Linked DNA regions of Homo sapiens: region 2 is linked to region 1. A link is a loop called in an ENCODE intact Hi-C map of the cell type or tissue named here. Cell type or tissue: B cell. All regions are shown on one strand. Links, peaks and the distances in the headings refer to the core of each region. The heading gives the core; the rest is flanking DNA. Region 1 overlaps AKAP13 (A-kinase anchoring protein 13). Region 2 has its middle 63 kb from the start of MIR7706.

Region 1 (5,380 bases), core at 131-5,130:
TGTTGCCATGTCTGTTGCCAGATGGGTCTGATGGGTCCGATGCTCTTAACTGCAGTCAGCCTTCTCCTCTGGATGTTGGAGTGAAGAACACTCAATCCCAGGGAAAAACTAGTGCCTGTGAGGTGAGTGGAGATGTGACGGTGGATGTTACAGGGGTTAATGCTCTACAAGGTATGGCTGAGCCCAGAAGAGAGAATATATCACACAACACCCAAGACATCCTGATTCCAAACGTCTTGTTGAGCCAAGAGAAGAATGCCGTTCTAGGTTTGCCAGTGGCTCTACAGGACAAAGCTGTGACTGACCCACAGGGAGTTGGAACCCCAGAGATGATACCTCTTGATTGGGAGAAAGGGAAGCTGGAGGGAGCAGACCACAGCTGTACCATGGGTGACGCTGAGGAAGCCCAAATAGACGATGAAGCACATCCTGTCCTACTGCAGCCTGTTGCCAAGGAGCTCCCCACAGACATGGAGCTCTCAGCCCATGATGATGGGGCCCCAGCTGGTGTGAGGGAAGTCATGCGAGCCCCGCCTTCAGGCAGGGAAAGGAGCACTCCCTCTCTACCTTGCATGGTCTCTGCCCAGGACGCACCTCTGCCTAAGGGGGCAGACTTGATAGAGGAGGCTGCCAGCCGTATAGTGGATGCTGTCATCGAACAAGTCAAGGCCGCTGGAGCACTGCTTACTGAGGGGGAGGCCTGTCACATGTCACTGTCCAGCCCTGAGTTGGGTCCTCTCACTAAAGGACTAGAGAGTGCTTTTACAGAAAAAGTGAGTACTTTCCCACCTGGGGAGAGCCTACCAATGGGCAGTACTCCTGAGGAAGCCACGGGGAGCCTTGCAGGATGTTTTGCTGGAAGGGAGGAGCCAGAGAAGATCATTTTACCTGTCCAGGGGCCTGAGCCAGCAGCAGGTAAGCAAAACATAATACAAAATTAACAGTCTGAGAAGCAGATTCCCTTAAGAGTCACTGTGGTGTCCTGGTAAAAATATAGGCATCTTTGTTGTTTTGAGGCCTTGCACTCATTGGGTAGGTAGCCAAGTTAATAGTCACCACCATCAGGAGGGGCACGTCATCTCAGGGTTGGACAGATTTTGCTTCCTGTATTGTAGACTTACTGCTTGGTTGCTTAAGCTTATAAACACTCCTGTCTCATTCTGGAGTGGTTGCAACTTTGCAAACCTAGAAAACAATGCCTAGATCACAGGTACTCTAAAGTGGTGAAAGAATTTAGCAGATGTTTTTATTCACATGGCTTAATCCTTTTCTCTAGTACCATAGAAAACAGTGCCAAAAAGCTGTGTTTTATCTACAAGCCTGAAACTCCCTTCCTCCCCTATCATCCTAGTCTGTATTCTGAGCAAATTTAGAGTCAGAGTGGTTTCATGAACAGCTGTAAGTATTGTTCTGAGCTGACTTCCCAACATCCAAAATGGTGGTATTAGGTCATTGGTGGTTTTTTGTTTGTTTGTTTTTGTTTTTTTTGGGCTAGGGGTGTTGTTGACGGGGAACTCCTTCCTTTTCCTGCTTGGGGAGTGGACCTCTAGTTCCATTGCCTGTTGCTTTTGGGCAGCAGTCTGAGAATTCAAGACCCTGCACAGTGCAGGGGATAGGATGCAGGATTTCCGCCCAAGCCCAGTCTGCTGAGCTGCTGTCACAGGGCAGACCTTGTGTCTGCTTTATCTTGGTGAAGCAGCTGCACTGAGCAGATTGCTCACACAGCAGCCTGTTCCATCTGTGGGTAACCATGTTCCGAGGCAGCAAAGAGAAACCGCTATTGCTCCGTGGAAATAAACTATCTGAATAAAACTTCTTAACGGGGGTTGAGGCTGAAGCTGAAACGGGAGTCGGACACGATCTTGGCTCCTGAAGTCTTTAAAGGTCAGTTTGATGCACACTTCTATACCACCACCTGTTACCAGCTGTAGACAGAAGACCTATCTCCATGCTTGCCCCTAGGCTTTTGTAGGTAAGAAGCAGCCTGTTTTGTCTTTATTGTTTATTTTTGCTGTTCTTTTCAATTTTTGAAAATCCCTTTACACATATGTATTAAGAATGTGGGGGAGGGTTATGGAGAGAAATGAATCAATGGAGCAAAAGAAGTTGCTTTGGAAGAAGCGCAATTTAAATACAGTGGTTATTTTCCCTGGTAAAGGGCTTTTAGCCGTTTATAATCTTTTTCCTCCCCAGTTGAGGGATTTAAGGAATCCGAGGTAGAATTTTTGATGACTTTAGCTTTTTAGTTTTATTAATGTTTTGGATTGTTAGTGATAGATACTTGCTGGCTGTTGTCTCAGGATTTAAATGAGGTCTCTAATTTTTAAAAAAAGCCACAACAACAAGTCTATTTTGGGGGCCCTGGCAGGTTGGCATTTCAGAAGAATGGGAGTGGCTGTAAGCTGATGCCTGGTGATGTTCTTTTCATTTCGGTGCTGCGTCCTTGGCCACATGGGCCGGAATTATTTCTCTTTCTGGCTCAGTGGTCAGAATTTGACTCAAGCAAGTGTGAACTCTGTGGGGATTGTGTCTGTAGTATCCTATGAGAAAAAGTAAAAACCAGGGAGAATTTCAGACTTTGATTTTTATTAGCACATATAGTAAAGATGGTGAGAAATGACGGATGTTTAGGATTTTGAGGTTTTGAGAAGGAAGAAAAATGTATGGACTTTCAGCAGTATATATGGGCTTGAGGTTGGTAAATTTTGTGTAGGTGAGTTACTTGTCCTGTTACCAAAAGGAGTCATACTCATGGTCTCAAACTGCAGAGGAACTCTGTATTGATGGTCTCAGACTACAGAGAAAGTAGCCAGTCATGAAGAAATTGGTACTTTCTTCAGAAAATGGCCAGGATTGGGAAAATCCCTGGTCACATTACTTTAGAGAAAAAGCACCTGAGTGTGATCTCAGAGCCAAAGGGTATTTTCTATCAAGTTTACATTCTACTCATAGATTTAATCATACTGTTTTGTGAGTGAGAAGACATAGGTTTAACTGCTGATTTGGAAGGAGCCAGTTTGAAAGAAGGGGATGTGGCCCTTGACCCACCAAAAGCATTGACCACAGTGCTTAGGAAATCAGTGATGCATGACTGAGCCACGCCAGTCCTGCAGAGGCTGCCGACACCCGTCAAGTGTGAGTAATCACTGTTTTCTAGTGTGACTGGTTGCTGTGCCAAGATGCATCTTTTCAAAGTTGATAGGTATAGGAAAGGAAGGAGGTACCAAAAATCACATCCCCAGAGGAAAGCAACCCTCTTTCCCCCCAGAAATTACTCTGACTCACTTAGAGATGTTTTGATCAAGGGATAGTTCTAAGGGGATTGCTTAGTCAGATTTTAACTTTAATAACATTTTATGAAATTTAACACAGATTTTGGTTCTTTGGGCAAGGAAACTTGTTTACCCATTTTTAAACTGCTGGTAAGATTATATAATTATAAGGTCAAAGAAGGAAGAAAAGAGGTTCATCTATAGAAATGTAACTCTTACAAATTTAAGGTAGACTTTTGTACATGTCATGTGCTCCTAGAATAAAATCTTAATATAATTTATTCTTTGGTGAAAGAAACTTCTGTGCTCTTTAGTGTGGGGAGCATTTTTCTTGCCAGAGTAGTGGCATCACTAGGTTAATAACCACAGATGCATTTCCACATGAAATCGAGATGACAGTTCCATTTGCATTTGGATTATTAAGGTGAATTTTGACTGTTCAATCATGAGTCCCGTTTAAAGAAGTGTCAGAAGCCTAAATTTGCCTCAGACATCATTTATCATTTCCTTCCTGTATTTGCTTGACCATGTGGTGGTCAGGTAACAAAAACCACCACTGTTTTTGGTCTGTCAACATGGCCAGCAAGAGGACAACTATGTAATTCTTGAGAAAACATGCGCAGAAACGTTTCTCTTAAGAAAGGGATAGCTAGTCTGTGATTAGGTTTCAGTTTTGGAAGAAATAAGGGTTAAAAATAAGACGTAACTGCTGAGTAGTTCATTCTTACTGGTTACAGTGATGGGTGGATCAGAGTGTGTTGTATGTTAGTGAAAGTCATACTTGTCCCAGAGGCTTTTTCTCATTCTCAGTGGCTTTTTCCTTTTTGTTTTGTACAAATCCTTGCTTTTTTGATGATGGCCAAGATGGACTACCTAGCTTCAGCTATTAATCTGTTCCCCTGAAGCTTATGAATTTAGTTTTCCATATGCAAGTTGGTGCTACACTCAGATTTGTCATAAAAAGTCAATAGTGAAATGGATGTTCAAAAGACATTGAATTGGATCCTCGCTTAGTTCCAAGCGCCTACAAAGGCTAGGGAAAACCAGTAACCATGCGATAAAGGAATAGCTCAGCATAGGGTCAGAAATGACACTAGCCGCTGACAACAAAAGAATACTTTTCCATTTTAACGCAAAAGCAAAACAAAACACATGAAACCTGGAGCATGTTGTATGAATAGTAAGGCACAGGAATCAGTTTTTAAAAATGTACTCTGTAACCCCCCTGCACTTTCAGAAATGCCAGACGTGAAAGCTGAAGATGAAGTGGATTTTAGAGCAAGTTCAATTTCTGAAGAAGTGGCTGTAGGGAGCATAGCTGCTACACTGAAGATGAAGCAAGGCCCAATGACCCAGGCGGTAAGTGGCATCAGTAAGTCTATAAGGGCACAAAATGTGTTTATCCTGTTCTGCTGTGTCTTATTTATGGCTTTGTCTTTTATTTGAGGGTAAGTGGGCAAAATAGTATTTTCCCCCTTCCCTCTTGTGCTGTTATATAAATGTGTTTATGTTGCTGCAGCTAAGCTTTCATAAATGGTATATACCATACAGCAAAGTTTTGGAATGGGCTGTTACATGTTTTCTTATAGATTATGCTGAAAAACATTTTCCCCTTGAGCACAAGGCTTTAAGATTTGTCAGTAAGCTTAAATTGTCACAAAATCTGAGCTATCACAAAAGGGGATCTATAGACCTTTTCTTTCTTTTTTTCTTTCCTTCTTTTTCTTTTTCTTTTTTTTTTTTGAGATGGAGTTTTGCTCTTGTCACCCAGGCTGGAGTGCAGTGGTGTGATTTCAGCTCACTGCAACCTCTGCTTCCTGGGTGAAAGCGATTCTCCTGCCTTCGCCTCCTGCCTAATTTCAGCTGTGAGTAGCTGAAATTACAGGCATGCGCCACCATGACTGACTAATTTTTGTACTTTTTGTGGAGATGGGGTTTTGCCATGTTGGCCAGGCTGTTTTCGAACTGGCCTCAAGTGATCCACCTGCCTCAGCCTCCCAAAGTGCTGGGATTACAGATGTGAGTCATGGCACTCGGCCTATAAACCCTTCTTAAACCTGACTCTTCTTTCTTTATATAAAAACTGATAGCCAAAATGAGATTTTTAC
Region 2 (5,380 bases), core at 82-5,081, 270 kb before region 1:
TTTGAGGGTAATCTTTGTTTCCCTCCTTGTTCAAGACAGTACATTTTACTGACCTGGTATATTCTTTATCTATTGCTGCATTGAAAATTACTCCAGTTGGGCTACAGTCAACACAAGGTTCAACTGGGACAAGATATACTTCCAAACTCATCCGGTGGCTGTTGGCAGGTTTCACTTCCTTTTGGGCCGTTGGGCTGAGGACCCAGTTCTCTGCTGGATGCTGACTAGAAGCTGCCCTGGATTTCTTGCCTTGCAGGTTCCTCCAACATGGCAGCTGGTTTCAGCATCAAAGCACACAAGCCAAGAAGTCAATAGAGAGGAGAAAGCAGCAGCAAGAGAGATTCCTAGCAAAGTAGAAATCACAACCTCTTGCAACCTCATCATGAAAGTGACATCCCATTGCTTTTGTCATATTCCATTCATGAGAAGCAGGTCAATAGGTCTGGCCTGAACACAAGGGGAGGAGCTTACCTAAAGAGGTAAGGACCAGGAGTTAGAGAGCACTGCAATATATCTTAGGAGTCTGCCTACCGCACGAGGCCTCACCATCAGTCCAAAAGTCCCCTTCAGTTTTTCCCAGGAGATCTAGCAGGACCTCAGGCAACCTGGACTTCAAATGACCCCTTCTGCTATCCCTAGTTCTATATGTAGCAGCCCAGACACATTAATTTCTACTTTCCAAAGTTGTTCTTCTGTCCTCTACTTGTCACACCATCAAATTTAGTTTGGGCTTTCAGAGAATGAAAATGGCAGACAGACAAAAGGAAAGCTTATCTGAAGTTTAAGATTTTAAGGATGCTGCCAGTTTCCAAAAGCAATTCTACCCTGGTAAAATAAAATCCTTATTCTGCTCGTCCAGGACACTTGACCCAGAGCCCAACAAGGCGGTATTCCCGTTCACACTCACTGAAGCCACTCTGTCTTCCTGCAAGAGTTATCTTGGCCCTAGTCTGTAGCTCATCTCCTACAGGGGCACTTAAAAGGAAACAACAGTTCTTGGTCCAAAGCAATAAAGAGACAAGTGAGTCATAACAGTCTGGGTTCTTCACCAGCATAAGCGCTTCCATGAATCGCCTCTATAAAAACCCTGCCCTTCTAGCCCAAGCCGTGTTCCAAGTTCCAAAACCTTCCATTCAAGGGTTTTATAACTCAGCCCTGTGCTCAGAAATGTCACTGCACATAAGAGGGCCTTTGATCTCTGGCCATACCCAAGCCCATAGTCTGCAGCGAAGCGTGCTTTGATAACTATCTAAAGAGAAAAGCACTTTGGTTTCCTCTCATCTATTTCTATTCTACTTTTAATAAGCTGCTTAGCTTCAGGCGTCTGCCCTCTGCCCTCCAAGCTTCATCTCAACCAGAAGTAAAACAGGCTTGTGGTTGTGTGCTTTGAGAGCTCATGAAATAACAATAGTGGTAGCAAACACCAATAAAGGGCTTACTACGTGCCAGGCACCATCCTAAGTAGTTTCTGTAGGTTATCCTATGTAGGTTTTCACAGATGAGGAAATGGAAGCATAGAAAGGCACTGAGTGACTAGCTTTCTGATGAAGTCACAGTCAGAGAAACAGAGCCAGAAGTTAAAATCAAGCAACGCATCTCCAAAATGCATCTTACCCCTGTGCAATGAAAGAGAATACAAGCCCCCTCAGAGAAGGGAAAATATGAAGTCAGAAATACGAGTATTTCTTTAATAAGAGAGAAGATTTGCAGCAAACTCCTTCAATCTAGAAACACTTTCTTTTTCCAGGTACTGTGTTAGAAATCCCTTCAGTAGGAAAACTAAATGGGCAAGTCTTTAAACCAAACCAAAATGTTTCCTGAGCTTTCAATGAATCAAATTGAACTCAAGGCCCCAAGTCTGAATAAATTATGCCCTAAGATCTGTCAGAAGCAGTAGATTTCTTCTATTGGGTTTTTCTTCCATTCGATATAAAGACATAAGCGCTCTGTTGCTGCCCAATTGCTTTATTAAAAAAAAAACATATATATATATATATATATATATATATATATATATTTGAGACGGAGTCTCGCTCAGTCGACCGGGCTGGAATGCAGTGGCAGGATGTTGGCTAAGTGCAACCTCTGCCTCCCACGTTCAAGTGATTCTTCTGCCTCAGTCTCCCAGGTAGCTGGGATTACAGGCTCCCACGACCACGCCCAGCTAATTTTTGTATTTTTAGTAGAGATGAGGTTTCACCATGTTGTCCAGGCTGGTCGCAAACTCCTGACCTCAAGTGATCTGCCCACCTCAGCCTCCCAAAGTACTGGGATTACAGGCATGAGCCACCATGCCCGGTACAGAAACTTTCTTACTCATTTGAATTGAAAACTTCTATGTTTTTAAAGCATATTTTCATTAAGTGTGGAAATTCATAAAATACGGTTAGGTAGGAAGACGATGTTCACAAATTAGGTTTATAATCTATCATTTCAAACTTCGCTGTATTCAAAAATTAGTTATCTAAAATTAACTCCAGAGAAGTTTGTATGTACAAATAGTTGTTATAACAAAAGCTACCTTTCTTTTCTCAATCCGTGTCATGTGGATCTAAGCCCCTGCCTCAGAAATGGGGTGGGCATGTGTGTCCTCTTGGTGAGACCACTCTACCGCCCTAGCCAATGTGATTGCTTCAGAGATGGTTACATAGCCCTAGCTGGACCATTAAAAGTCTCCAAACCTTTGCTGGAATTATTGAGAGAGAGAGCATTCAAAAAGAACTCAGTATATAAAAAATACTGGAGTTAATAAGCAAGTAAAATATTAACAGAAGACTGTATATGCCCCAGGCCACCAGATGGGGGAGAGTGCACCTGAAAAGAGGCCAATACAGAAGAAAGCAGATAGAAATAGCTTCCAATGATCCTGTGGGGGCCTGGATCCAGCTGTACCTGAATCTCCTCCAATGCTATGCAGTTACATATGCCAGTAAGTCTTTTTTGCCTTTAAATCTGTGCATTGGGTTTCTGCTCCTTGTAACCTAGGGAGTCCTGACTAGTTCCTAGGAGCAGGTGTGCTTCCAGATCCTGTTCAGTTGCTACTGACCACAGCAGGTAGTGTGAAATGACACCCCAGAGAGCTGTGTATTTCAATGCCACACCCACATTCTGGGTGTGCCTGTGAAAGCAATCCAGCAGCAGTGTGCACAGCTGGAGCTGACTTAAGAGCTCCTAGGAAGGCCCAACCCTACAGCTAAAGGTCATGTAAAGACGTTGTGGAGAGATAATAAACAACACACACATACGCACCCATTAGGCAAAAATACCACATATTTTCTTCTCAGAGGAAATAACCATGAGCAAAGTATGGATATGAGTCAGTAACTGACTATAATTAGGGGCTTCCCTCCCACCCCAGTAACATCTGAATCAAGGCAGAGGACATTCCAGCAGTCCAGCAGTTGGTAAAGAACTAACCACATCTTTCTTGATGTTTCCTGTGACTCGATCCTTGCAGAACAGGGCACTGCAAGTCAGAAAATAGCTTCCTAGGAGAATTTAATACTAAGGAATTGGGAGTTTCCTCCGTCTATCAGAACCAAAATCATTCTACCTTAAGCCTTGGGGTTTGGAGCTCAACATAACCCAAGCATCCACTCTAGGAATCCCCCATCTGCTGCATAACTTTGGGTCCATTTGTATTTCAAAACTCTATTATGACTAGATATCCATATGCAGAAGAATGAAACTAGGCCCCTATCTCTCACCATATATAAAAATCAAATCAGCCAATTGCAGTGGCTCATGCCTGTAATCCCAGCACTTTGGGAGGCCGAGGCGGGCGGATCACCTGAGGTCGGGAGTTCGAGACTAGCTTGACCAACATGGAGAAACCCTGTCTCTACTAAAAATGCAAAACTAGCTGGGCGTGGTGGCACATGCCTGTAATCCCAGCTATGCAGGAGGCTGAGGCAGGAGAATCGCTTGAACCCAGGAGGCAGAGGTTGCGGTGAGCCGAGATCATGCCATTGCACTCCAGCCTAGGCAACAAGAGCGAAACTCAGTCTCAAAAAAAAAAAAAAATCAAATGAAAATGGATTAAAGACTTACATCTAAGACCTGAAGCCATAAAACTACTAAAAGAAAACACTGGGGAAATGTTCCAGGACATTGCTCTGGGCAAATGTTTCCTGAGTAAGACCTTAAAAGCACAGGCAACCAAAGCAAAAGTGGACAACTGGGAACATCTCAAGCTAAAAAGTTTCTGCACAGCAAAAGAAACAATCAACAAAGTGAAGAGACAACTCACAGAGGGGAGAAAATATCTGCAAACTACCCATCTGACAAAGGATTAATAACCACAATATATAAGGAGCTCAAACAACTCTATAGCAAAAAAAGAAAAATCCAATTTAAAAATGGGCAAAAGATCGGAATAGACATCTCTCGAAAGAAGACATACAAACGAGGCTGGGCACCATGGTTCACGCCTGTAATCCCAGCACTTTAGGACGTCAGGGCGGGCAGATCGCTTGAGGTCAGGGGTTCGAGACCAGCCTGGCCAATATGGCAAAATCCCCATCTCTACTAAAAATACAAAAATTACCTGGGCGTGGTGGCATGTGCCTGTAATCCCAGCCACTCAGGAGGCTGAGGCAGGAGAATTGCCTGAACCTGGGAGGTGAAGGTTGCAATGAGTTGAGATCACACCACTGCTCTCCAACCTGGGCAATGGAGCAAGACCCTGTCTCAAAAAAAAAAAAAAAAAAGACATATAAATGACCAACAGTTATATGAAAAAATCCTCAATCTCATTACTCATAAGAGAAATGCATATCAAAACTACAATGAGATATCACCTCACCCCAGTTAAAATAGCTCTTATCCAAAAGACAGGCAGTAATGAATGTTGGCAAGGATGTGGAGAAAGGGAAACCCTCATTCACTGGTGGTGAGAATGCAAATTAGTACAGACAAGGTGGAGAACAGTATGAAGGTTTCACAAAAAATCTAAAAATATAATTACCATACGATCCAGCAATCCCACTGTTGGGTATACACCCAAAGAAAGGAAAGCAATATATCGAAGAGATATCTACACTCTTATGCGCTCTTATCTGCACTTACGTTTATCGCAGCACTATTCACAGCCAAGGTAGAGAATCAACCTAAATGTTCACCAACAAATGAATGGATCAAAAAATGTGATACATATACACAATGGAATATTATTTGGCCATGAAAAAAGAATGAGATACTGTCATCTGCAACAATACGGATGGAACTGGAGGACATTATGTTAGGTGAGATAAGCTAGGCACAAAAAGACAAATATCACATGTTATCACTCATATGGGGGAGCAGAAAAAAAATTGAACTCTTGGAGATAGAGAGTAGAAGGATGGTTACCAGAGGCTGGGAAGGGTAGTGGGGTCAGGGA

What was found. Hi-C counts contacts between places; a loop is a spot of excess contacts. Peaks named below come from ENCODE experiments on the same cell type or tissue, not always from the same donor. Only the 100,000 strongest peaks of a DNase experiment are listed, where the experiment ranks them.
Region 2: a loop joins it to region 1, with 2.5 times the contacts of the local background. A loop is called at or near these places in 3 of 110 quality-filtered maps.

The regions. Positions count from the first base shown.
Region 1 is chr15:85,581,193-85,586,572 of GRCh38, forward strand. It overlaps AKAP13 (A-kinase anchoring protein 13), which reads left to right. Exons shown (of 37, transcript NM_007200.5): 7 at 1-915; 8 at 4,510-4,631. Among named protein-coding and RNA genes, the nearest start is that of LINC02883, 170 kb to the right of the region's middle. RefSeq lists a silencer at 186-480. In B cell, for the core only: no CTCF peak of the experiment used is centred there; DNase peaks (open chromatin) are centred at 499, 1,089, 1,709, 2,979 and 1 weaker place; H3K4me3 peaks cover 1,735 bases; H3K27ac peaks cover 4,143 bases.
Region 2 is chr15:85,315,312-85,320,691 of GRCh38, forward strand. No RefSeq gene overlaps it. Among named protein-coding and RNA genes, the nearest start is that of MIR7706, 63 kb to the right of the region's middle. RefSeq lists an enhancer at 3,194-3,293. In B cell, for the core only: a CTCF peak has its summit at 2,797 (motif pointing right); DNase peaks (open chromatin) are centred at 194 and 3,180; H3K27ac peaks cover 2,676 bases.